Regions from separate parts of the Mus musculus genome. Here all the other regions are linked to region 2. A link is a loop called in an ENCODE intact Hi-C map of the cell type or tissue named here. Cell type or tissue: heart. All regions are shown on one strand.

Region 1 (8,000 bases), 60 kb after region 2:
CCATCACCAGCTCTGTCTTGAACATAGAAATCTCATAACTGCGAGCCAGAGCTGGATCTTTGTTTTTGTCAGAGAGCGTATGATAGTAAGTTAGGGGCTGAACATATCACGAGTACTCTTGTTAGCGGGTGAGTGGTCGTGAAGGAAATGGAGCAGAGAAAAGTTCTTTTGGACTTCTGACTCCTTCTAGGACATTGTGGGACATAGTTTCTTCCATGCTTCCTTGCCATGGGTCTTACCTGACAGTGTCAGCAGCTTTGTTTCTAATGACTAACCAACAGCAATGACAGTCTTGGCATACTAACTGCAGTGGGGGTAACTGTGCAAACACTGGAGGGTGGCCAGCAGCCAGAGTGTTTCACCTCAGCCTCAGGTGTGTGCCCACTGAGTCTCCAGGTCTCCCCTTGCTCAACTTTACCTAACTTTCTGTCATAGTTTTACATCCCACAAATGGGAAAGAAATAGAATGTAAGTTTTCAAAGCTGTGTGACCACTTAGTGGTATAGACTCTACTTTTTGACAGACTTCATGGGAGACTGTAGGAGGGAAGAAGAAGAATTTTGGAAGAGAAAGTTCAGAAAACAAAGAAAACAGAGAGAAGAGGACGGAGAGAGAAGCGAGTCGTGGACGGGGAACCAACAACCGCAAGGGAAGAGGCGGCAACCGAGTCCGAGAGTGTGAGTGTAGCTCTTCTCCTAGCCGTTCTCACACACCCGAAGACTGGGAGAACAGCCCGACTACCAATCACTCCCACTGACACTGGGTCACACAGGGCAGTCTGTAAGATCCTGTACCGACCTGAGCTGCAGGTCGTTCATTCTTGTCCTTTCAGACTGGCTAGAAACCAAGCAAGCTGGGAGTGTGGTGGGTATAGGCCTGTTTGTATGAAGCTGTTTTTTCTTCCCCTACAGATATTCATGCTATAGACATAGATTAAATTAATTAGAGATGTCTAGGTGTGTCTTCAGCCCCAGGTAGAGGCATGTGGGTTCCTGTGAGTTTTGAGGCCATACAGATTTACATGGAGTTCCAGGCCACCCAGGGTTACATAGTGAGACCCTGTCACCCACCTCCCCCTCCCACCACACAAAAAAAAAAAAAAAAAATTAAAGGAGGCAGATTCAGAAGGCAGAATTGTTTGAGCAGTTTCCTTTGATCCATATTTTGACACCAATTTACTTGGAACAGCCCAGGAGACAACTTGTTGCTGTGTAGGGAGTACTTGGCAACCTGTAGTAATGAACACATAGATTTTCAAACAGCTCACAGTGAGCTCATGTCTATAATCCTAGAATTTGAGAGCTTTTAATAGAAAAATTGTGAGTTCCAAACCAACCTGAGCTATATCGTAAAATCTTCTCTCAAAGAGCTCTCCCTAGCCCTTATGAAACTGTTATACTTTCAATATATACCTTGAGCCGGCTTTAGCTAAGATTCCTTTTTGTCCAGCAGTGAAATTACAGGCACCCACTTCTGTCCCTCACTCTAAATTTTAAAAGTACATATATATTTTATTTTCATAACGGGTGTGGGTGCACATGTCATGGTGTACATGTGGGGGTCTGAGAAAAACTTTGGGGTTGACTTTTTCCCTTCACCATTTGGGTCCTGGGAGTGAATTCAGGCTTGGCAGGAGCCCTTACCCACTGAGCCACCTCACCAGCTCTATTTTTAAATGAAGGTCGATTGAACAATAACATCAAGATCGAGAAATGAGTATTTAAGTAATAGAAATGTATAGTTTGTGCTGGGGACTCACTCAGGGGCCTTTGCTTGGGCTTTTATTTGACCACACTTCTAGCACTTATAAAATACTTGGTTTTTATTGTTTTTGAGACAGGATCTCACTATGTGGCCTTGGCTGCCCTTAAACTTCCTGAGCTTTGCCAGCCCTCGGCACCCAAGTGCTGGGATTAAGGGGTGGGCCACCACACCTGGTCTCAATAGTTTAGTAATGTTTGTTAGAACTTGTTCTGGGGAGAAATAAAGTTCAGAAGCAGGTGAGGATGATGGGAAGGGATAGGATAAATTTAAATTTGTACTGCAAATGAAGCCAAGCTCATGTGAGCTAAGCAGCAACTAAAAAGTGGAGTAATGATATCAATATCTATTGACTAGTTTTTGTATGGATCTATTGGATCCAGTATGAATATGAGAAACAGAAGTCTGTCCTTGCCTTTTCTGGTAGGATGCTACAAAGCCTGTCTCTTACACTTTACCTTTTGTTCTGTGATGTTTATAGATAGCATTGTTTTGTAGTAAGTGTTGGGTTTTAGTACTTATTTATAGAAAATTTATTTTACAGGAGGGTACATGTAGACAGAAAGTAAAATGCCCATGCTGTATACTGTTTTAGTCATGGTCTGACTGACTGCCCTGGAGCTTGCTCTGCAGACCAGGCTGGCCTCAGAGCTCTCGCCTCTGTTCTGAGTGTTGGGATTAAAGGACTGTGCCACCATGCTCAGCACCATGTGATTTTCATTTTAGTCTTCTATCTGGGATTGCATCTGGTGCCATTCAGGATTTTGTTCCACACCACCCTCCTTCCTTCCTTCCTTCCTTGAGCTTTATTGTAGAAATGCAGAGAGAAAGTAAGAGAAAGAGAGAGGCCAGCCATGGCCATGTGGAGAGAGGGTGGAAGGGAGAGAGAGAAAGAGAGCTGAGAATAAGAAAGGTGAGACCTTAAGAGCTCTTTTTCTTTTTCTAAATACTAGGTCTGATTATGTGGTTCATCTGGCCTTGAGCTTGAATTCACGATTCTCTTGGTTTTGTCATCCTAGTGTTGGATAAGCCTTTGGTCATGTGCTTCTAGATTTGTGCTACTTTTTATTCATCATGATTTCTAAATGTTGTTTACATTTTAACTTCTTTTTAACCTTTTTTTTTTTTTCCTTTTTGGCTTTTGAGACAGGTGCTCCCTCAATATGTAGCCCTTGTTTGAATTTAGACCAGGCTGGCCTTGAACTTGTGGGATTGCAAAGAAGAGTGTTGGGTTTTTGATTCTTTCTGTGCATTTTGATCTTGGTTTTGTATCTCATAAGTTTGGTAAGAGGTTTGAAAATGAAAAGTTGACATGTTTGCTTTTTCTTCTTTAGTCAAAGGTGAAGAGAATGGGATTGACTGCAGCCAAGGAGACAAGCCTGCGGAGCGGGGCAAGCGGGCCCGAGGCAGAGGTGAGGGGGGAGGAGGACCAGGCCAGCTGCTGCCACCCTGGCTATTAAGGATGATTGGAAATGCAGTATGAAGGAGTGTTCTCTAAGATGGCTGAGAAGGAACCCCTTAGATTATGCCCGGTTCTTTTGTTTTTACATTTTGCTTTGGTTTTGTTATTTTTGGTGCTGAAGGTTGCCTGTCCTTGGTAAGAATGGCTCCATCCCTGAGCCATCCCTCAGATCCTGGATTATGTCTGTCACTTTGAAGAATCCTTTTGGTTATTTTCAGATGATTTGTTTAAGCCACTTTTATAATCAGTTATAGTGGTGTACAGATGTAATCCCAGCATTTAGGAAGCTGAGACAGAGGTATGATATACATGGTTACACTACCAACAAAGCAAGGAGAGCTTATTATTTATTTGGGGGTTTGGGGTATTTTGTTTTCTACACATAGTTTCTCCATAGCCCTGAGTGTCTTGGAACTTGCTCTGTAGACCAGGCTAGCATCCAGTTCAGAGATCTGCCTGCCTCTGCCTCTGGTATTAAAGGCGTGCGCCACCATTGCCAAGGCATTATTTATATTTTAAATTGTTTTATCTGTGAACGGTTTGCTTGCATGTACATCTGTGTGCCATGTGTATGCAATGCCTGTGGGGGCCAGAAGAGGGCATCAGATGCCCCTAAGAATGAGTTAGCTGCTTAGCTGCTTTTTTTTTTCTTCTTTTTTAAGGAAAAAAAAAAAGGCTCATACTGTAGTCTGTGATTGACTACAGGTTGAGAAGTCACCCTGTAGCCCCAGATTGGCCTGAAACTCTGCTTTATTTAATCATTATATATACATGTACAAATACAATTATATTCTATAATTGTGTTTTGTTAAAGGATTTGGACGTGGCAGGGGCAGAGGGACAGGAAGGTTCTCCGCTCAAAGCATGGGGTAAGTCACAGCCATCCCACTGCTGTAGGTGCTTCCTAGTTGTTCTGTTTTATCTGCCTTTGACCTGCCTGTACTTTATCCCAGCTAGAGGTGGTTGTACTTCTGAAGGGCTTTCTAACCATAGTGAAAATAGTGTTGTTGTTGCTGTTGCAGTAAATGCTGCGTCAGCACTGAAGCCTCTGCTCCGTGCAGTTTGCTTGGATAACTTCATTGGTGTGCATGTGCTGCACAGTGATGCTACATCATCCTTCTCTCTAACCTGACACCCCTCTCCTTCCTCATGAAGTTACTAACATGTCTGCGGACACCACATGTTCCCAAGGGAGTAGGCATATGTGCATAATGTCCTCGGCTGCCAGGTTGAAAGCCACTTACAGATGCGGCTAAATCTAGCTATTTAACATGAAGTGTTTATGTGAATGATAGTGTTGTCCTGAGTGATGGTAGTGAATGCTGAGCATTCTAGGTAGGTGTTAGAGTTAGCTACTGTTATGTCTAGTTTTTCTTTCTCTTACTGTTTCTTTTGTGCATGGCAAGACAACTTGAATTTGGAACCCTAGCCTTAAACTCATAGCATTTCTGTTTACTTATGTTCTTATGCGTGCATTGTAACATGGATGTAGCCTGTGAATCCTGACAGCTAGTTCTTTTATTTCTGAACCATCTCACCAGCCCCCTCTAGTGATAATACAAAGAAGTGTGAACAAAACATTTCTTTAGCTATATCCATATATGAAGAATATAATTCTACTCAAATCCACAGTTGGGGGTGCTGGAGAGATGGTTCATCAGCTAATAGCACTTGCTGCTATTGGAGAAGTCTTAGGTTTGGTTCCAGCACCCAGGCCTTTCATCATGTCTTACAGCCATTTGTAACCCCAGTTCCAGGGAATCTGATGCTCTCTTCTGGACTCTGGGCAGGCAGCATGCACATGGTACATATATGTACATGTAGGGAAAACACAGAAAATATAAAGAGTTTTAAAGTTCTTTTGGTGTTATGACAGACCCTTCCTTAATCCCAACACTAAGGCAAGAGACCAGCACATTTTTGAGTTCAAGGCTAGCTTAGTCTACAAGCAAGTTTCAGGACAGTCGAAGCTTCAATTCTGACACAAGAAGGAGACACGTTTACACTTGATGTATTTGTTCTCATTGGGACTTTTTTAAAATATGCAGTTTTATGTGTGGGCTTGAATGTATGTTTGTGTGCCATGGGCATGAAGGGGCCTGTGAAGCCAGAAGAGGTTTCCTAGGAACTTTTGAATTCCAGGCCATTTTGAGCTTTCGAGTGGGTACTGGGGATGGAACCTGTCTCCCAAGTCCTGCAAGAGCAGCAAGTGCTCTTAACCACTTTGAACCTTCTCTCTGGTCCTTTCATTGGACATTTTCAATGGTGTTCTTTCTAGACTGGGAAGGCTTCCAGGTCTTCATAACTTTTCAGGATGCCAAAGACTATATTGTAGAAACTTGAAGACCATTTATACAAAAGTAGGTAGATGATCCTAAAGTAACGTCTGTTGAAGATATGTACGCTTGGCTGGCGATGTAGTTGATAGAGTGCCTCCCTAGAACAGGCAAAGAAAATTCCGTCCCCAGCATACCATAAAACTGGGAATGGTGGTATAAACTTGTAATACTTGTAAACTTGAGGTATCCACTAGAGAAGACCACTAGGACACAGCTCAAGCCAATAGAAACTTTTATTAGTAACTACTCCAGGTGTTTGAGACTGAGTTGTAGCCCTGAGCATTTCTCAGAACGGGCTTTTAATCACAAAACCTACATTCCTGGGTTGACACACTTCAGTTAGCCAGAAGTGGAACTATAGGAGCCAAAGAGCAAGGTCACTATATTTAGGGACTTTCCCCAAAGCAAGATGGAGAAGGTCTTCTTTGTTCTTCTTTTGACAGGTGGTGCTGCCTATGTGCTGAGGTACCCAAGGCCTGTGTTAAGGTCTGGGAATCTATTACAGTATCAGAAGTTCAAGGTCATCTTTAGTTACAGCGTTCACAGATAACCAGGGATACATGATACAGACCCCATCTTCAAGAATGATAAGGCTCACTCATGTCTTTAATCTTAGTACTTAGGAGGTAGAGGCAGGCATATTTATGTGAGTTAGAGGCTTGTCAGTGCTACATTGTGATACCCTGTTTAAAAAACAAAAATGAAAACATTCAAATCACTGGACCTAAAGGTTAATAAAGGTCCTTGTTACCAACGCTTTAAAGTTCTGTCCCTAGGACTTTTAAGGGTAGAAGGAAAGTGTGCTGTAGTACATGTGAGTAACTAAATAAAACAGTTTTGTATGGGGTTGGTTGGGGTGTCACAAGCCTTTAAACCCAGCATTTGGGGGCTGGGGGGCAGATCTCTGTACGTTTAAGGCCACTCCTGGTTTACATATTCAGTTTGAATACTGCCAGGGCTACATTGAAAATACTGTGTCTGAAAACAAAACAAAACAGAATAACCCAAACAGAGATCTTTATTATAGGCGCAAAAAGTGTATAAAAAATACCTACATCACAGTGGCTTAAAGAGTTAGCCATTATCCAATATAAGGAGGGAGGACTTTTTATAGCACCCCTTTGAAGGGACTTGAGCTGATTTGGTTTTGAATATTTTCTTTTTTCTATTTTCTTGTTTTTAGAGTCTGTCTATGTAGCTTTGGCTGTCATGATGCTTGCTATATGGATCAGACTGGCCTTGACTTTCAGAGATCTGCCTCCCCAATGCTGTTTGGTATATTTTATACGGTTTATTTTGTGATTTTGATGCTTGCTTTAGTTGCTTGTTTCTTTACTTCAACCCCCCCAGGACATTCAATCCTGCAGACTATTCAGAGTCCATGTCTACAGATGGCTGTGGGACAAAGTTGGCAGTTTGGGAAGCTGCTCAGAATGGTACAGATGAGGGACCGGGTAAGTGGTTTTTTGGTCTTGTTTTGTTTTTGTTAGAAGTCTTTGTTTTGTTCTGTGTCTGTTTTTGAGAAATAGTCTCATTGTACCTTAAGCTGGCCTTGAATTTTCAGTGATCCTCTTGTCTAATATTCTAGAAGTCTGGGATTTCAAGACTCATCACAGCCATCTTCAGAGACTCTTCTAGGATTGATTAGGGGTGGAGTATGGGCACAGTGTGTGTCTGTCTTATCTGTCTGTCTGTGTCTCTGTGGGGTAATGCATGGGAGTTTGGGTGCTTATAAAGATGAGAATAGGGTGCCAAATTCCTAGAGCAATGGTTGTAGGTATTATAATCCACCTGACATAGATGCTGGCAACTGAGTGGAGGGCCTCTGGAAGAATAGCAAGCATCCATAACTGCCAAGCCATCTCTTGAGTCCCTAGAGCTTGTTTTAAAATTGTTCTTATCTGAGTATGGTGGGTCATGCCTGTAATTCCCAGCACTGGGGGGTCTGTTAGTAGCTGCTGAGTTCACAGCCAATCTGGACTGTGGCATGAGACCTTATCTAAAGAAATGTTTTGTGTTCTTCTTTTTTTAATATATATATTTATTTATTTTATGTATATGAGTACACTGTAGCCATACAGATGGTTGTAAAGTCATCCTGTGGGTGCTGGGAATTGAACTCAGGACCCCTGCTCACTCTGGCCCCGTTCGCTCCAGCACCGCTCCCTCTCTCCCAAAGATTTATTTATTATATGTAAGTACACTGTAGCTGTATTTAGACACACCAGAAGAGGGCATCAGATCTCATTACAGATGGTAGTGAGCCACCATGTGGTTGCTGGGATTTGAACTCAGGACCCTTGTAATTGCAGTCAGTGCTCTTTACTGCTGAGCCATCTCTCCAGCCTCTTATGCTCTTGTTATATAAGCATGCTGGATGGAGAATACTCCCAACTCCTTTTAGTTTATTGTTACCTTCAAAGCCTCTCAATGGGAAA
Region 2 (8,000 bases):
TGCTTCATTCCTCAGGAGCTGCTGGCTCCTCCTGTCATCCCCTGGGTTCTTGGCTGAAGAGAATTACTAGCTCTTCAATGTTCACTAATGTTCCTGTTCCTCTATGATTTGGGGGTTGGGGGGTAGGCCATATCCATCGTGGTCAGAGCACAGGCTGGCCTTGAACTAATCTACCTCAGCCCCCTCAGAGCTGGCTCTCAGGCATGAACTACCACACCTGACAGAGTTAAGGATTTCAGAGTCTAATACTCATCACCTGAGCTCAGCATGTGTTTTCTGTACCAATCATTAACTGTGTATAGATCTGTAATTAACATCCTATGCTGCAGTCAGGAAGAAAACTCAACTACTGCCTTCTGTGACCTCCCTCACAACTCCCCAGTCAGAGGACTGGGAATAGTGAATCTAGTGCTAAGATTTAGATCCTAAGTGGCCCCCCAGGTTCACTTGGTAGAGACTTGGTCCCCTGCTGATAGTACTCGGTTGAGTCTTCTAGGAGGTGACAGAAAATGGAGGGAAATTAGAGCACTGGGCTCTGTACTTGAAGATAGAGGACCCTCTCCTTTTTCTTTCTTGTACTCTCAAATCTCCTCTCCCCAGCTGGGTTTCTTCAACACACAGTCCCAGCTATGAAGTTCAGTTTTGCCACAGGCCCTAAAACAATGGGACCAGCTACCTATAGGCAAATTACACACACACACACACACACACACACACACACACACACACACACACACGAAAACCTGGAGGGAAAAAATGAAATTAATAAATGAATAAACAAGTCATGGTGTTGCCAGTAGTGCTTGCTTGAGAGATGGGAGCAGAAGGATCAGGCGTTCAATGGAAGTCTCAGCTGCATAGTTGAAAGTCAGCCTAGCTACATGAGAGCTTGTCTACACCCCCACACAAAGATACCAAGAAGACTGGACACAAGAGCACACTCCTTTAATCTCAGCACTCAGGAGTCAGAAGTAGACTGCATTGGAGGCTAGCCCGGGCTACAGAGCAAGACCCCATCTAGTACAACAAAACAAAAGGCGTCACACATAAATGATTTATCTCCAGTATTTTGAGGTTCGGACATTTGCCAATAGCAAAGCTGATCGCCTTGGTGTGAGGTATGGTGCAGGTTTGGGTCCTCAGTGTGTTCCCTGAGTAACATCCTCATAATTTTTCTGCCCTCTAGTCTGCTACAGTAAAAGTGATCATCATGTAGAGTGCATGTTTGTTTGTTTGTTTTGGGGGGGGGTTGGTTTTTCAGGACAGAGTTTCTCTGTGTAGCCCTGGCTGTCCTGGAATTTGGTCTTCAAGTTAGCCTCAAACTCAGAGATCCACCTGCCTCTGCCTCCCAAGTGCTGTGACTAAGGGTGTGCACCAACACCAGCACCCAGCTAGAGTGTATTTTAAGGTACTAACACAGATCCCTGAGAAAGGACCCCTGCTCCTAGGTGCCATCTGCCAACACTGAGTATGAATGAGAGAGAAGGGGCTGGTTCTAGCTGTACAGCTGCTTAGGGCTGTGGACTCAAAATGAGGCCCTGCACTGATGGGGTGTGTGTGGCGGGGGACGGAGGGATACTGTTGTGTGAATGTGTGTGTGTGTGTGTGTGTGTGTGTGTGTGTAAGCATGTGTGAGTGTGTTTGAATGTGTGTATTAGTGTGTGTGTGAGTATGTAAGTATTGTGTGTATGTATGTGTATATGAGTGTGTGTGTGAGTGAGTGAATTAGTGAGTGAGTAGAAAAAGCAAAATATAGAGAATTTTCCTTTGATTTCTGGGGATTAGCAGGTACTCTAGGCAGGCGTGCTGGTGCAGATGGATCTAAGGACAGGTGTCTAGTATTAGCCAGACAACAACACTACACAGTCCATGTCTGTAAATAAGGAAATGACCACAGTACTTGTGGGTCAGTGTCATCACAAAACAGACCAGCAACTAGATATGGTGGTGCACACCTGTAATCCCAACATTGGGAGGCTGAGGCAGGACGAGTATTTACCTTTGGGTAGCTACACAGTTCATTGGGCAACAGGAAATAACCTCAAAAAAAAAAAAAAAGTAGCTTTGTATGGTGGCATATACCTGCAATCCCAGCACTGAGGAGACAGGCTCCCAGAAGTTTTGAAACTAGCTTGATCTACATGGTGAGTGCTAAGCCATATAGCAATACTTTGTCTCAGAATCATACAAACAAAAAAAACAAAAAAAAAAACAAAAAACAAAACAAGGGCTAGAGATATAGCCCAATTGTAAAACACTTTTGTCTGGCATGTACAAGGTCCTGAATTTAATCCCCAGCACAAACAACAGAAAACAAAGAACCCCTCCCCACAAATAAGCCAGGACTATGGTAATTCTAGCATTAGAGAGACTGAGGAAGGAGGACTGAGTTGAGTTCAATTCTTAGTACCTCATACCAGGTAAGTGGCTGACACCAGTTTGTAGCCTAGTGCACATAGGCAGGAGAATCAGAGGTTCAAGGTCAACTCTGGAGGCAGGGGCTGCGGAATCTTTTAAGTTTTTTAATCTTTTAATCTTTTAAGACACCCACAGTGATACACCTACTCCAACAAGGCCACACCTACTCCAACAGGGCCACTCCTTGGGCCAAGCATATACAAACTATCACAGAAGGATAACCAGCCTGGTCTACAAAGTGAGTTCCAGGACAGCCAGGGCTACACAGAGAGATCCTATGTGGGAATTAAAAAAAAAAAAAAAAAAGTTCAATGTCATCTTTGGCTCCCTCTTTCTGTCTCTGTCTCTGTCTTTCTCCTATTCCCTCTTCTCTCAGCCAGGCATGATAGCACATGCCATTAATCATCAGAACTTGGGAGGAAGAGGCAGGAAGATTTCTTTGAATTCCAAGCCAGCCTGGTCTACAAAGAGAACCCAAGGCCTGTCTCAAAAACAAACAAACAAACAAACACAAAAAAATACAGTCATACATATTTATACACATAGCAGAAACCTAAAATATCATCTCTAGATTTGTCCATAGTTGGTATCTGGGCAACACAGACACATTTGCCAACCTTCAGTTGGGTGCACTGGCAAATGCCAGTAATCCCAGTATTATTAATTATTTGGAAGAGACAGGAAGATTGCCATTTGTTAGGTCAACATAGACAAAATAGCCAAGTTCAAACTAATCATTAGCAAGACCCTAATTCTATATCACAGAATGTGGAGGAAGGAGAAGGAAAGGAAAAAGAAAGGGGAGTTTACTGTACTTCAAGGGTCTCTTTGAGAAGCTAGATAGTCTGTTTAGCCTTGTGTGACCAGAGAATCCATCACATTCCCAGTAGGGGGAGCCAGAACTTAGCCAAATTCTAAACGCATCACTCTTGACTCAACACTTAGGAAGAATGCTAAAGAAATCGTGCCCCCACAGATCCATTATAAAACTTTGTTTCAAGGTGCACCTGAACCACCTCCCCAACCTTCCAAACCCCATTGTTAGGACTGAGGAGGGACGAGGCAAGCAGAGCTATAGTACTTCAGTTATTACTGAAGTTCTCAGAGCTGTAACCCCTAAACTAACCTTCCCTATGATTTCTGTATAGATTGGTGTATAAAAGCATGTATATGCACACAACTTCACAAAAATGGGTATTTAAAGCTGTCTGGGAAGCCTGGTAAGATGAGATATGCTTATAATCCCAGAACGTAGGAGCCTGAAATGGAAGGTGTCTTAGGATTTTACTGCTGTGAACAGACACCATGACCAAGGCAACTCTTATAAGGACACCATTTAACTGGGACTGGCTTACAGGTTCAGAGGTTCAGTCCTTTATCATCAAAATGGGTACATTGGCAGCATCCAGGCAGGCATGGCACAGGCAAAGCTGAGGGTTCTACATCTTCATCTGAAGGCTGCTAGCACAATACTGGCTTCCAGGCAGCTAGGATGAGGGTCTAAAAGCCCACACCCACAGTGATACACCTACTCCAACAAGGCCACACCTACTCCAACAGGGCCACTCCTTGGGCCAAGCATATACAAACTATCACAGAAGGATAACCAAGACTTTGAAACCAATCTGTGCTATCTGTCTTAAAACAACAACAACAAAACAGGCCAGCATAAAAAACACCCAGAGCTCATGTAAAGGTGGAAGGAGACAACCACAGAGTCGTCTTGTGCTCTCTGCATGTGGACCACGTCATGCATGAGCCTACACATATCACACACACACACACACACACACACACCACAACATGCCAGGTGGGTACTAGGGATGTAGCTCAGAGCTAGAGTACTTCCCTAATGCCCAGCACTGTAAAATAATAATGACAATAAGAAAATAAAGCCATATGTATATTTCTATGTAAGAAATGGGCTGTTACCCACTTCCGTGAATGAAATTTTACAGAAGTTACATTAGTGGCATCTCCTAGTCGTTGGAGTTTGGGTGATGTTCCTGTATTCTGTTTGTTTGATTTGGGTTCTTGGTAGTTTTGTTTGTTTGTAAAGGATGATAAGTTTTCAATTTACTTAATTAACTGTACTTATTTATTGGGGGTGGGGGGAAGGGTGTCTCTGCACGTGTTTAGGTCACAGGGCAAGCGGTGGGAGTCAGTTTTTTCCTTCCATTGTGTAGGTCCCAGGGAACTAACTCGGGTGGTCAGGCTCAGCAGTGGACGCCTTCTGAGCCCCTCCCCCTCTCTTTGGGGGTGGGGGTCTCACTGTGTAATCCTGTCTGGCCTGACTCACTGTGTAGACCAGCCTGGCCTCTAATTCTCAGAGATCCTCCTTCCTCTGCTTCCCCAAGTGCTAGGATTAAAGGTATATGCACACTCTGCCTGGCTTTAATTCAGCTTTTTAAAATAAGTTTGCACTATAAATGGGCTTTGAAGTTGTCAATCTCCTGTCTCAGTCTCCCAGGTCAACCATGCCTGGCTCTAGGCAGCTGGTCAATTCTAAATAAGCAGTTCATTAACTAACTCTCTCTGGACGAATTTGACCTTCTTTGATCAAGTAAAGGAGTAAGGCGTTCTTCAGGCTTTGAAGGACCAGAGTCATTTACTGCGATTTTATACTGGATTTACAGTCCTGGGGAGATGGTCGATCTCTTTCATCTGAACTCAGCCAGAATAACCACGAGCAACGAGGAAGAGAGGCACTGATTAGAGATAACTTCAACACACAGCTTCAGGCCCTCGAGGCTCCCACCAGGCCATTAGCCAAATGCTGACCTGGAGCCTCATAATTCCTTCCGGTTGGAGTCTACACTGTATAACCACAGTAAGGCGAGAGAGAGGCCAGCCACGAAAGGGACGTAAGTGGCTTTTCTATAGGACTCAGGGAACTCAGAGCAACCTGGAGGAAGAAACTGAAAACCCATTGTCTCAGTAACTCTGAGGAACGAAGCTGTCCCATAGGAATGAGGCCCTAGGAATGGAGGAATAGAGGACTCAGCTACCACTGTGAGCTCCGCAGAACAGGGCAAAAAGGCAACCACAGTTTTGCCCCCGGGGACTACAGCACTAAAAGATCCAATTGGGCTCCATTTGTTTTTTGAGATTTGTGCTAGTGTGTGTGTTCCTTTTTGTGTCTCCTGGACCTCTGTAGCTGGCTGGGACTAAAGTTGAAAGGAGCATTCAGTAGGGCTCTTCTCTGGCAGGGCAGGTCCAGGCCTGTAGAAACTGGTTTAACCTGCTTCCCAGAGTCTCATTGCCACTTAAGTAATCTCACGAAGCAGAAGCAGAGGGGCTCTGGGTCAAGATATAGCCAAAGAGATCTGTTTTGCTTGCTTGTTTGTTTTGAGACAGAGTTTCTCTGTGTAACAGCTCTGTTGACTAAGCTGGCCTGGAACTGACAGAGATGCTCCTGCCTCTGCCTCCCTAGTGTTGGGAATAAAGGAGTGCACCACCACTGCTTAGCCCCCATTTTGATTCTTAATCTCTCTCCCTCCTGTTTTGAACTCCTGAGCTCAAACAGCTTTCTGCCTTAGGCCTTTAGCACGATAGCAGGCTAGAGTTAATTTTTCCTTTCCTTTTTATTGGAGATTCAAACCCAAGGCCTTATGCATGGTAGGAAAGTTCTCTACCCAGCTCCATTTCAAATCCTTATTTTCATTATTTTTAACCATGTATATGTATGTCTTTGTACTGTGCATTTGAATGTGTGGGTTCCTCCAGAGGCCAGAGATGTGGGACCCCCTGTAGTTGGAGTTACATGGGTCCTGGGAATTGAACAGCAGTATATATGCTCTTAACTGCTGAGCCATCTCTCCAGCCCTACCTCCTCCAGTGCTGTTTTTAGTTTGAATTCCCTTGAATTGTCTCTTGAAGAAAAGGTTTCCTGTTTCCTCCACCAAGGTTTGAGGTGGGACTTGAACAGCCACAGAGGGTCAGGCTTGCCTACTGTAGATTTGGATATCCCTCCCTCCCTCCTTCTCTCTCTCTCTTTCTCCCCCTCTCTCCCTCCCTCCTTCTCCCTCCTTTTTTTTGTTTTTTTTTTTTTTGTTTGTTTTTTTTTGTTTTTGTTTTTTTTAAAGACAGGGTTTCTCTGTGTAGCCCTGGCTGTCCTGGAACTCACTCTGTAGACCAGGCTGGCCTCGAACTCAGAAATCCTCCCAAGTGCTGGGATTAAAGGCGTGTGCCACCACACCAGGCTTTGATTTAGGTTTCTTGAAGGCAGGGTCTAAGCTGTTGTTTAAATATCTATCAATCTCTATATCGAATCTATCTATCAACCTATATCATCTACTTATTATCTATCTCTTTCTTTCTTTCTTTTTTTTTTTTAAGATTTATTTATTTATTTTATGTAAGTACACTGTAGCTGTCTTCAGACACCCCCAGAAGAGGGCATCAGATCTCATTACAGATGGTTGTGAGCCACCATATGGTTGCTGGAATTTGAACTCAGGACCTTTGGAAGAGTAGTCAGTGCTCTTAACCACTGAGCCATCTCTCCAGCCCTATCTATCTCTTTCTATTGTCTATCAATCTCTATCTTCTAGCAAACTCTGTCCTCTAGCTAGGGAGCTGCTGGTCTGTAACTAATCCCGAGTCTGTAACCCAGCAATACTTTTGCCTCAGTTTCCCCAGTGCTGCAATTACAGGTTGTCACAGTCTGTCTGCAATTACAGGTTGTCACAGTCTGTGTTGGTCCAGGAAGGCTTGGCTCCCTACCCTGCATGTTTCTGAAGTTTTACTGTATCTTACTTTCCCAGAAGTTTACTGTGTTACACACTCTAAGGCCAAATTAGGGTGGTAAAGAGCAGAAGTTGAAATTCGGCAGGTGGAGGTGGGGACAAGCCTGGGACAGCAGCCTTGGGAGTGGAGGCAAGGCCAGGTGATGGGGAGGAATGAGAAGGCCAGGAAGGCTGGGCTTATTTATCTCCATTGAGTATCTTCCTGTGAGTTCCTGCAGACGTGTTCCATTTCCATTGGCTCTCTGCTCCTCTATGCTGTCCCCTCTGGCCCAGTAGCAATCTAGTCTTTCTTCCTTGAAAAATGGCCCCGAGGTACTGGGACAAATCCTGTAACTTTTTTTTTTTTTTTTTTAAATCAAGCTCACTTCAGTTATCCATCAGTGTCTAGATATTGGTAGGATGTCCTAGAGATCTGTGAGTGAGACTTTGGGCAAGCTACCCAACTCCTCAGTGCTTCGGTTCCCTCATATATAAATATTCCCAGGAGAAGACACAGCTGTAAAGGTAATATTTGGTTCTAAGTTGGTAACAAAGTGATTTTGTTCGTTCATTTTTGTTGTTGTTTTTTTTTTTTTGTTTGTCTGCAGTACTGCTACCACCGCCTGGCCACAAGGTGAAGATTTAACTATTAGAGGATTCAACCATGAAGGTCTGGGTATACAGTGCATCCCTGTGACCCCAGCACTCTGTGCAGAAGCAAGAAGATAGCAGCAAATTCAAGGCCTGCCTAATGACCTACCTACAAAGTCATACTTAAACTGAGACACTGACGCTCAGTAGAAGCTGAGCAGAAGGATAGAGACCTGCAGGCCAGCATGTTCTGTCTAGCAAGTT
Region 3 (8,000 bases), 100 kb before region 2:
TGTCTTAGAGCATGTCTCACTCTGGATGGACACTGCTGTGCTCTCTGGGGCTGGAAGAGGCTCTGCCAGGGCCTTCCTAAAAACGACCCCTCCCTGTCCTGCCCCTAGGGTCAACCTAGCCATACATGGCCTTGGATGACCCACTACTCAGGGACAGACCTCATCTCAACTCCCAACTACAGGGCCACCTGTAACAAAGTACTAGGCTGAAAGCCTTCATGTCCCCTTTTATTTGGGGCTCAGAGTAGTAGTCACTTTGCCAACCTGCATCTGTAGGGACTTGGTCTATTAACTTTGTAGATGTCCTAAATTTGAGGATAAGACTAGGATGTTTAATGTTAACTTGGACATCGGAGGTCAGAGGTTAGGGAGCACAAGTTGAGCCAACAGCCTTATTGCTGACAGTGCCTTTCTGTCTTCAAAGACACTGGTACCAGCCAGGCAGTCAGGTGAACTCCTTCCCAGCAGGGAGTGGAAATTTAGTTTTGGAAATTATAAAATGAACAACTCTTTTTTTGTTTTGGTTTGGTTGTTTTTGTTTTGGTTTGGTTTTGGTTTTTCGAGACAGGGTTTCTCTGTATATCCCTGGCTGGCCTGGAACTCACTTTGTGGACCAGGCTGGCCTGGAACTCAGAAATCCACCTGCCTCTGCCTCCCAAGTGCTGGGATTAAAGGCGTGAGCCACCACACCTGGCGAACAACTCTTGATATCTTTCTTAAGAGCACCTGAGGTCCAGGGTATGCTTTTAGTTTCCTTCCCTGCAATCCAGCTTTGAGGGTGCCAACAGCAGCACGGTTTTCTCATTAATTTTTCTTTTTTGCTAAAACAGCAGGCCCATGTCAGTGTCTGCCAGCCCTCATAGTTCTTGTGGCAGGTCCTAGCTCCTGTCTATGACTCCTCATTCCCAGTGCCTCTGAATGATTAAACAGGCTGGGAGATCTCAGGCAAGTCTATTGCCAAGGCTTGAGTGGTCCAAGGTACTAGGCCAGCAACACTCAAGGGCCTTTGCTACGGGTGTCTTGGGACTGAGTCTACAGTCAGCAGTCTGAATCTTCTGACACAGCAACAAACACACATCTCTTCAAATGAGTTCTTGCTGTATTGCTGTGTGTGCAGGACAGATGTTACCAGGTACCCTCAAATCATTCTCTACCTTATTTTTGAAGCAAGTGTCTCCCTGTTGATCTACCCAGACTGATTAGCCAACAAGTCCAAAATTCTTGTCTCTCCCTTCCCTTCTCAGACCACCGCTCCAGGCTTTCTTTTGAGACAGTGCCTCTCTATGCAGTCCTGGAGTTCTCTATGTAGACCAGCTCACAAAGTAGTCCTGCCTCACAAATGCCAAGATTAAAGATGTAGCATACACCATTACAACCAGCTACTCCAGGCTTTCTACGCAGTTCTTATGCTTGTACCACATACACTAACTGAACCATCTTCCCATCTCTTGTATCACCTTTTAAACAGAGAGAACCCCAAGGGAAACAGCCTCCAAGAGTCCGTTAGTTTCATAGGTCTTCCTGAGTTAACCTGAGATTCATGTGTCACAGCCTGGGCCCTGAAGCCATTACCACATACATTTAAGAACTCTATGGTTTTAGGATGTTATATTTAAAAAGCCAAGATAAGCCAGGTGTGACACTGTTCATGTGTAACCCCAGCATCTGGGATGCTGAGGACTAAATTCAAAGGAATTAGCCGGGCAGCAGAGGATTATGGTCTAAACCTGGACTATAGTGAGGTCTGGCTCTATAAAAGAGCTGAAAGGCTTGTCTGGCAGCCACGGGCAGTGCTTGAACTGACCACCAGATGGCAGCCTGTTCCTAGCTTAAGGCCTCTCACATAACCACTAAAAATCAGAGGCCATTCCCAACCAAGAACACCAAAAGGATGTGGGATTCTACTAAAGATAAGTACTAGAAATTTTAAGGATGAACTGTCAGCTATAGGAGCACCACTGAGAGCCGGGGAAGCACTTTAACCTTGCCTGTGACTGGTAGTAGTCACAAGCAAAGGGACTTGACTTGTCATATTTTAAAGGATACCTCAAAACCTGTATACCCCTTCTCCACTTTAGCAAGAAAGCATATACCCTTGTTCCACAGGCTGCACTAGACCAGGTTTAGAGAGTCTGTATTTATAAAACAAAAAAAAACCAAAAAAACAAAAAAAAAAAGATGAGACAGGATGGCCAGCCTCTGAGTCCCATAGGCCCTCAGTGGGAAAAGGATACTGATATGAAAGGGACAACTAGGCTCTGTTCCAGGCCAGAAATGACTGTGCTACCCGTAATCTACCCACTGTCCTGAGTCAAACCATTTTTCAAAATAAAGAGGTTAAGGCAGCATGGCATACCTTTTAGATTTTTATTAGTAGTTCTCTGAAGAATCAAAATAGTTAGCAAATTACTTTAGATTCAAGACTGTATTATATCCTTTGTATTTAGATCTTTAATATTGTAGAACATAATACAAACAAACCAAAGAGACTGGTTTCTATGCCTAGGTGTTATTCATTGTGTCATCCTAAAGCAGGGCTGGAGGAGGCTGTTCAAGAACTGGGGGTTAGTGCTGAGTGACAAGTCGTGGCCTGTTTTCTCACCCATGTGCTGGAAAGGGCCAATGATACTCAAAACTGACAGCTTCCTAGCACAGGGGCTCCAATGCCCCGGGCAGCAGAGGATTATGGTCTAAGCCAAAAGAAACAGTCTGGACAGGGGCAAATGGGAACTGCCTGGCAGAAGAGGCAGACTTTGCCCCATGAAGAAAAGTGCATCTTTGTACCGCAGAGACACTCCAGAACCAGTGTAACACTAGGGCTGTCGGGGAAGGCGGGCCCAGGAAGACCCTCTCAGTTGCATTCCACTTGGGTTAGAGCCCAGTCTGACAGTGGTGCAGCAGAGAGGAGAGGAAAGGATCTAGCCCCAAAACAGCAGCAGTCTGCTCCTCCTGTCTTCCCACTCTTCTTGGTAGCCAGGCCAGGTTTTGGCTGAGAACATTAGAGACCCCAGAAAGAACCAAGTATTCCTTCTGAAAGCCCAAAGTGGGAAGGACACTTCTCAAAACACAGGTATGTTTAATATGGAAGGAACCAATAGAGAGCATATATGCCCAAATCTTCCTACTTTCCCCCAGCTCAGGCCTGGGCTCACAGAGACTAACAAGTGTCAACTCCACATCCGACCTTCTAACCCCCAAAGAAAATCTGGAAGCATGTCCCGTCTTCCCCACAAGTGAGCTGTGCAGAGCCTCCTTGGGGAATGGTGGTGCTGTGGCAGGGCCGTAGCAGGGCCAGGTCTCAGCTGGCTCCAGCCCGGGCCATGAGGTCTTCCAGAGCATTGTCCTGGTCATTGTTGTGTAATAGCAAAACTTCCTTAATGTCTTTCAGTTCAAAGCCCATTTCCTTAAATTTGCTCATTAACTGAAGAAACTCCATCATCTATGGGATAAAGGAGAACAAATTTTTTTCAGAAAGAGTTGAGCCACGCAGAGCAGCTGAATGTAGGTGTATACTGCAGGTGAAGATTCTGCCTCCTTCAAGCAGTCCCATGGGTCTTTAAGGTTCCCTCGAAAGTAACAATTCACTTGCTGACCTCTGGACGAGCTCCTGCCCACATGAATATTCCCACCAAGACAAAGTATTTAACCCCTAAAGTATGCTTTCTAGATAGAAGGGAAGGCAAAAAGACTATCAACAGTCACTGTCTTCCAAAAGCCTGGCTTTTAGCGCAACTCTACTTCCCCTTCCTATCACTGGGATTCAACTCCATGTTTTATCTATACTAAATGCAAGACTCCTTGTCTGGACACTGGAGTCTGTCTTTGACTGCTTCTGCCTACAGTGACTAGTAAGAAAAGGCAGTGCAGGGGCCAGGGAGTACAGCAGTCAACTCTGCTCCTGTGAATGCATAAAGGTTCTTACCTTTTCTTCTGAACACTGGTGCATTTCCAGAGCCTCTTCCACTAAAAGAGGGTCAAAACCCTTCTCACAAAGCTGTCCGTGTGCAAAGAGATAGTCGAGAATCTAAGGAAAGAAACAAGGCTTGAGCTCCTCCTGTTACTCCTGAGTCGAGAGCTTTAGACCATCTGTGTGAAGCTGCCTCCCTGTCCCTCCCCAGTTATCAGGCCCAGACTGCCTAGCACAGCATAACCTCAATAATGACTTGGTAAACAAACCGGCACGCCCTTCTAGAAATGAGCAGCCACATCCCAAAGGAGGTACTGTCACAGCTGACTCAACCCAGAAGATCAGCTCAGCCAGAGTAGGATAATAGTCTTCTAGAAAAATACAGTGCATGTCAGAAAATGTCCCCAAGGCAGAGGACTATAGTATGCTATTCACAGCGTCCTGCACAGCCATGACAAAAGTTTCTAGAGGTAAGCCGAGTAGTGGGATATATCTGTAATGCTAGCGGTCAGGACTGAGTCCAATGCCAGCCTCAGCTACCTCAGTTCGGAGCAGCCTGGCCTACACAAGACCCTATCTCAAAAAGAAGTGTAGATCTAACCATATGCTCAGTTTTGTACTCTCTAGAGGTACAAAGGGGTGGATAATGACAACAGATCCAGCCCTCCCACCCCCCAGGCTTTCTCAGACTCTCAAGGACTACTGTTCAACTTCTGGTCCCTGATGATAGCCCAAGGCTCCACATACCCACACGGGAGGAGGCTGGAGTTGCAGGCACTTGAGGACCTCAAGATCACAACTCTAACTTGAGGTCACCATGCTCCCCCACCCACACCTTACAGACCAGCACCTCACCTGCTCAATATTCTCTCCTTTCTTTCTCATGGCTCTCAGGACACAATCATATGAGTAGCCCATGTTGACTACTGTCTCTACACATTGCCGCTCACTCGGAGACAGTGCCTGCAGTTCCAAATAGGCCTGGGGACAGCTAGGCATGTTGGGCACTTGTGACACTGAGAAATTTAGAGGGGTTACCTGACAATAGAAAAACAAGATCACGGTAAGATGAGTTGAGGCCCAGGTTGCTGTCCAGGCATTGTGGGTTGGAAAGAAGAGAGGTACTGAGTACCAGCCAAAAAGAAAAGCTAGGAAACACCAGCAACCCTTGGAGCCCTCACCCGCAGTTCCTGCATGTTCAGACAGCACATGCTATTCCATGCCCTGATCCCTGTAACTTGAAAATCAGTTCTGAGTCTGAACCTACCTACAGAATGAATGTTTGAGGGCTGTGCAGATTTCTCTGTGTCCTTTCATTAGCCCCTAACTCTATTTTGGTTAAGACTCAGTCACTGCAGACATTGCTACTCTGTAACTGACTATCCTAGTCTCACTCTTGCCTCTCACTGGTCATGGCTAGCTCAGGGCCTCAGGATTTTGAGGGCACTTACCTTTGCCTCATACCACATAACTTGGCTTCATTCCCTGCTAAAGCTGCTGTCCTTTGCAGTGAAGATGGAAGGAAGGAGTATTAGCCATACTAGGCTAGACTCCTAGGCAGTCTACTGCATGGCTACAAGCATGCTGCTCCCTGCCACCGGACCTCCCTAGTATCACCTGATTGGTTCACCTCTGATAATGAAGCCTAAGGCACAAAGGCAGCTCAGCTCACTCCCAGGCCACAGGAACAAAATTGCAGGCTTCCAAGAACCAAAGAAAACATTTTATAATTTTCCTTGTTTCCTTTTTAAGCAAGGCAGTAAGTAGTCAGTCCTCTGTCCTAAAGCAAGTTCTGCTATAACCGCATGTTCTCAAACTGAAGAGAGCCAGGAGGATCACAGGCATGTAGGCTGACAGCTTCCACTGAACTGTGTCACCTGTAACATACTCTAAGCAGTCCATTCCTAGGGGCTTCAGTAGGCTACAGCAGCCATGGAAGATCAGAAGCTAAAGCAGTCTAGCCACTTTGCAGACTCAAGATTATATGGCCCTTCTCAGGAGCAGACTCTGTGTGGACTCAAGACACAGCTTCCTAAAAAAGTAAAGGCAGCTCTCACATGAGCCCAGCCAAAATGCCAGGACTATTCTTCCACCATGTGTACTTCTCCCTTTAAAAAGCCCCATGAACACCTGCTAGAATGTGGGTATATGTTTCTAAATTACACACACTTTTAGAAAGTGCAGTCCCCTAACAGCTGTGCTTTGGGAGTATTTTGTCCTTCAAGTAAGTGTGGCTGAAGGAAGGCCTGATAAAATTCTTTGATCTAGTTGTATCTTTGTGAATATTAAAATGCAAACCTTTAGGCTAGAGAGAGAGCTCAGCAGTTAAGAGCATTTATTTGTTGCAGAGAAAACCTGGGTTTGGTTGCCAGCATCCACATGCTAGCTTAAAACTATCCATAACTCCAGATCCAGGGAATCTGACACTGCTGAACTCCCCAGGTACTAAGCATGCATGTGCTATATATAAAGTATGTATGTAGGCAAAACATTCATATACATAAACCTACAAAAACATTTAAGCTTATCTCTATATATAGTCATTTTCACATCATTTGTAATAAATATTAGAGATAATGTAATAGCCAATAAGGTATTATAATAAAGTCAGTTAGGTAGTTTTTGTCTCACTATGTAGGCCTAGAATTCTCATTCTATTAAGTAGACTAATCTGGCTTCAAAAAGCAGAGATCTGCCTCCCTCTGTTTCCAGTGTGCTCACACCCAAAGGATTTTCATGGTTGTTTTGGGTTTTTTTTTTTTATGTATATGTTAGCCCATATCTATATATATGTATACACCACACGCATGCCTGATGACTGTAGAGCTCAGAAGAGGTCATGAAATTTAGAACTGGAATTACATGTGGTTATTAGCCACAATATAGGTGCTGGCAACCAAATCTGGGTCCTTTGTAAGTTCTTTTAACCACTGAGCCATCGCTTCAGCTCAATGCATAGGATTTTAAATACTAGGACTGAGCAAAGTATCCTTTCCTTTTTAAATATTACAACTGAAAATACTTTGCTTAATAGAGATAAATGACTCTTCGACATGTTTTATTAATCAAACAGGCACCACACTAATTATGGAGATCCCAAAAGGACAATGTTTAAAAGGATCCCTTATCACTAGGGCTTAAGAAGGAGGAAGGTTGGGCTGGAGAGATGGCTCAGTGGTTAAGAACACTGACTGTTCTTCCAGAGGTCCTGAGTTCAATTCCCAGCAACCACATGGTGCCTCACAACCATCTGTAATGTCCATCCAGTGCCCTCTTCTGGTGTGTCTGAAGACAGTGACAGTGTATCCACATACATGAAATATATCTTTAAAAAAAAAAAAAGGAGAAGGAAGGTCCTCAAGTTAAGGACAGCCTGGGTTATACAGCAAGACTAACTCCAAAAAATGAAAAAGGATTCCTTGTCAAAATTACTAGTACTACGGTGTTTCAAGTCATTTATCGAGGTTATAATCCATGATTATGATTAATGTGAGGGGGCGAGGTTGGTACACCCCTCAGACCCAGATACAACACCATTACTGCATTCTGACAGTGCTACCTTATTAGGAGTCTTGTCAATAAAAAGATAAAATGTAGTTATTGGCAAACATAAAATGGGTATTGGGTTAAGCCCCAGTTTGTAAAGACCCAGGGTGCTCAACACAATAACTAAGTAAGACATATCACTAGTAAATTTCAAACTTTCCAGAGATTGAGAGTAGAGGACTTGAAAAGCTTCCATAGGTGGAAGTGGAGGTGGACAGAGGCAGCCTAAGAATGCCTCTGCAATGCTGGAATCACTGGGGTTTCTTTAGAGAGGCCGGAGATGGCACTGCAGTTAAGAGTACCTATGCTCTTGCCAAGGAGTCAGGTTTCCTTCACAGCACCACATGGCAGCTCACAACTGTAACTCTAGTTCCTGACTTCCTCAGGCACCAGGCATATATACATGTGCACATATATATACATGCAGGCAAACACTCATAAAAATAAAGCAATCTTTTAAAAAGAAGAAGGGCCCAGAGATGGCTCAGGTTAAGGTACTTGCCACAAAACCTGACCACTTTTTGAACCCTAGAAACCATATTGTAGA

What was found. A loop is a pair of places that touch in the nucleus more often than their neighbours do. Peaks named below come from ENCODE experiments on the same cell type or tissue, not always from the same donor. Only the 100,000 strongest peaks of a DNase experiment are listed, where the experiment ranks them.
Region 1: a loop joins it to region 2, with 5 times the contacts of the local background. A loop is called at or near these places in 16 of 42 quality-filtered maps.
Region 3: a loop joins it to region 2, with 6 times the contacts of the local background. A loop is called at or near these places in 8 of 42 quality-filtered maps.

What each region holds. Positions count from the first base shown.
Region 1 is chr4:41,222,372-41,230,371 of GRCm38, reverse strand. It overlaps Ubap2 (ubiquitin-associated protein 2), which reads left to right. Exons shown (of 29, transcript NM_026872.1): 5 at 524-677; 6 at 3,096-3,173; 7 at 4,038-4,092; 8 at 6,913-7,016. Among named protein-coding and RNA genes, the nearest start is that of Gm24837, 15 kb to the right of the region's middle. In heart, CTCF peaks have their summits at 3,811 (motif pointing right) and 4,766; no DNase peak of the experiment used is centred here.
Region 2 is chr4:41,281,931-41,289,930 of GRCm38, reverse strand. It overlaps Gm42273 (a long non-coding RNA gene), which reads left to right and starts at 4,790. Exons shown (of 2, transcript XR_881194.1): 1 at 4,790-5,282; 2 at 7,754-8,000. In heart, a CTCF peak has its summit at 3,309 (motif pointing right); no DNase peak of the experiment used is centred here.
Region 3 is chr4:41,384,120-41,392,119 of GRCm38, reverse strand. Ubap1 (ubiquitin-associated protein 1) reads right to left here. Exons shown (of 7, transcript NM_023305.3): 5 at 4,763-4,945; 6 at 3,923-4,024; 7 at 2,354-3,439. The coding sequence ends at 3,299. Kif24 (kinesin family member 24) reads left to right here. Exons shown (of 13, transcript NM_024241.2): 13 at 1-1,372. The coding sequence ends at 8. Among named protein-coding and RNA genes, the nearest start is that of Ubap1, 39 kb to the right of the region's middle. In heart, no CTCF peak of the experiment used is centred here; DNase peaks (open chromatin) are centred at 1,809, 3,279 and 4,189; H3K27ac peaks cover 519 bases.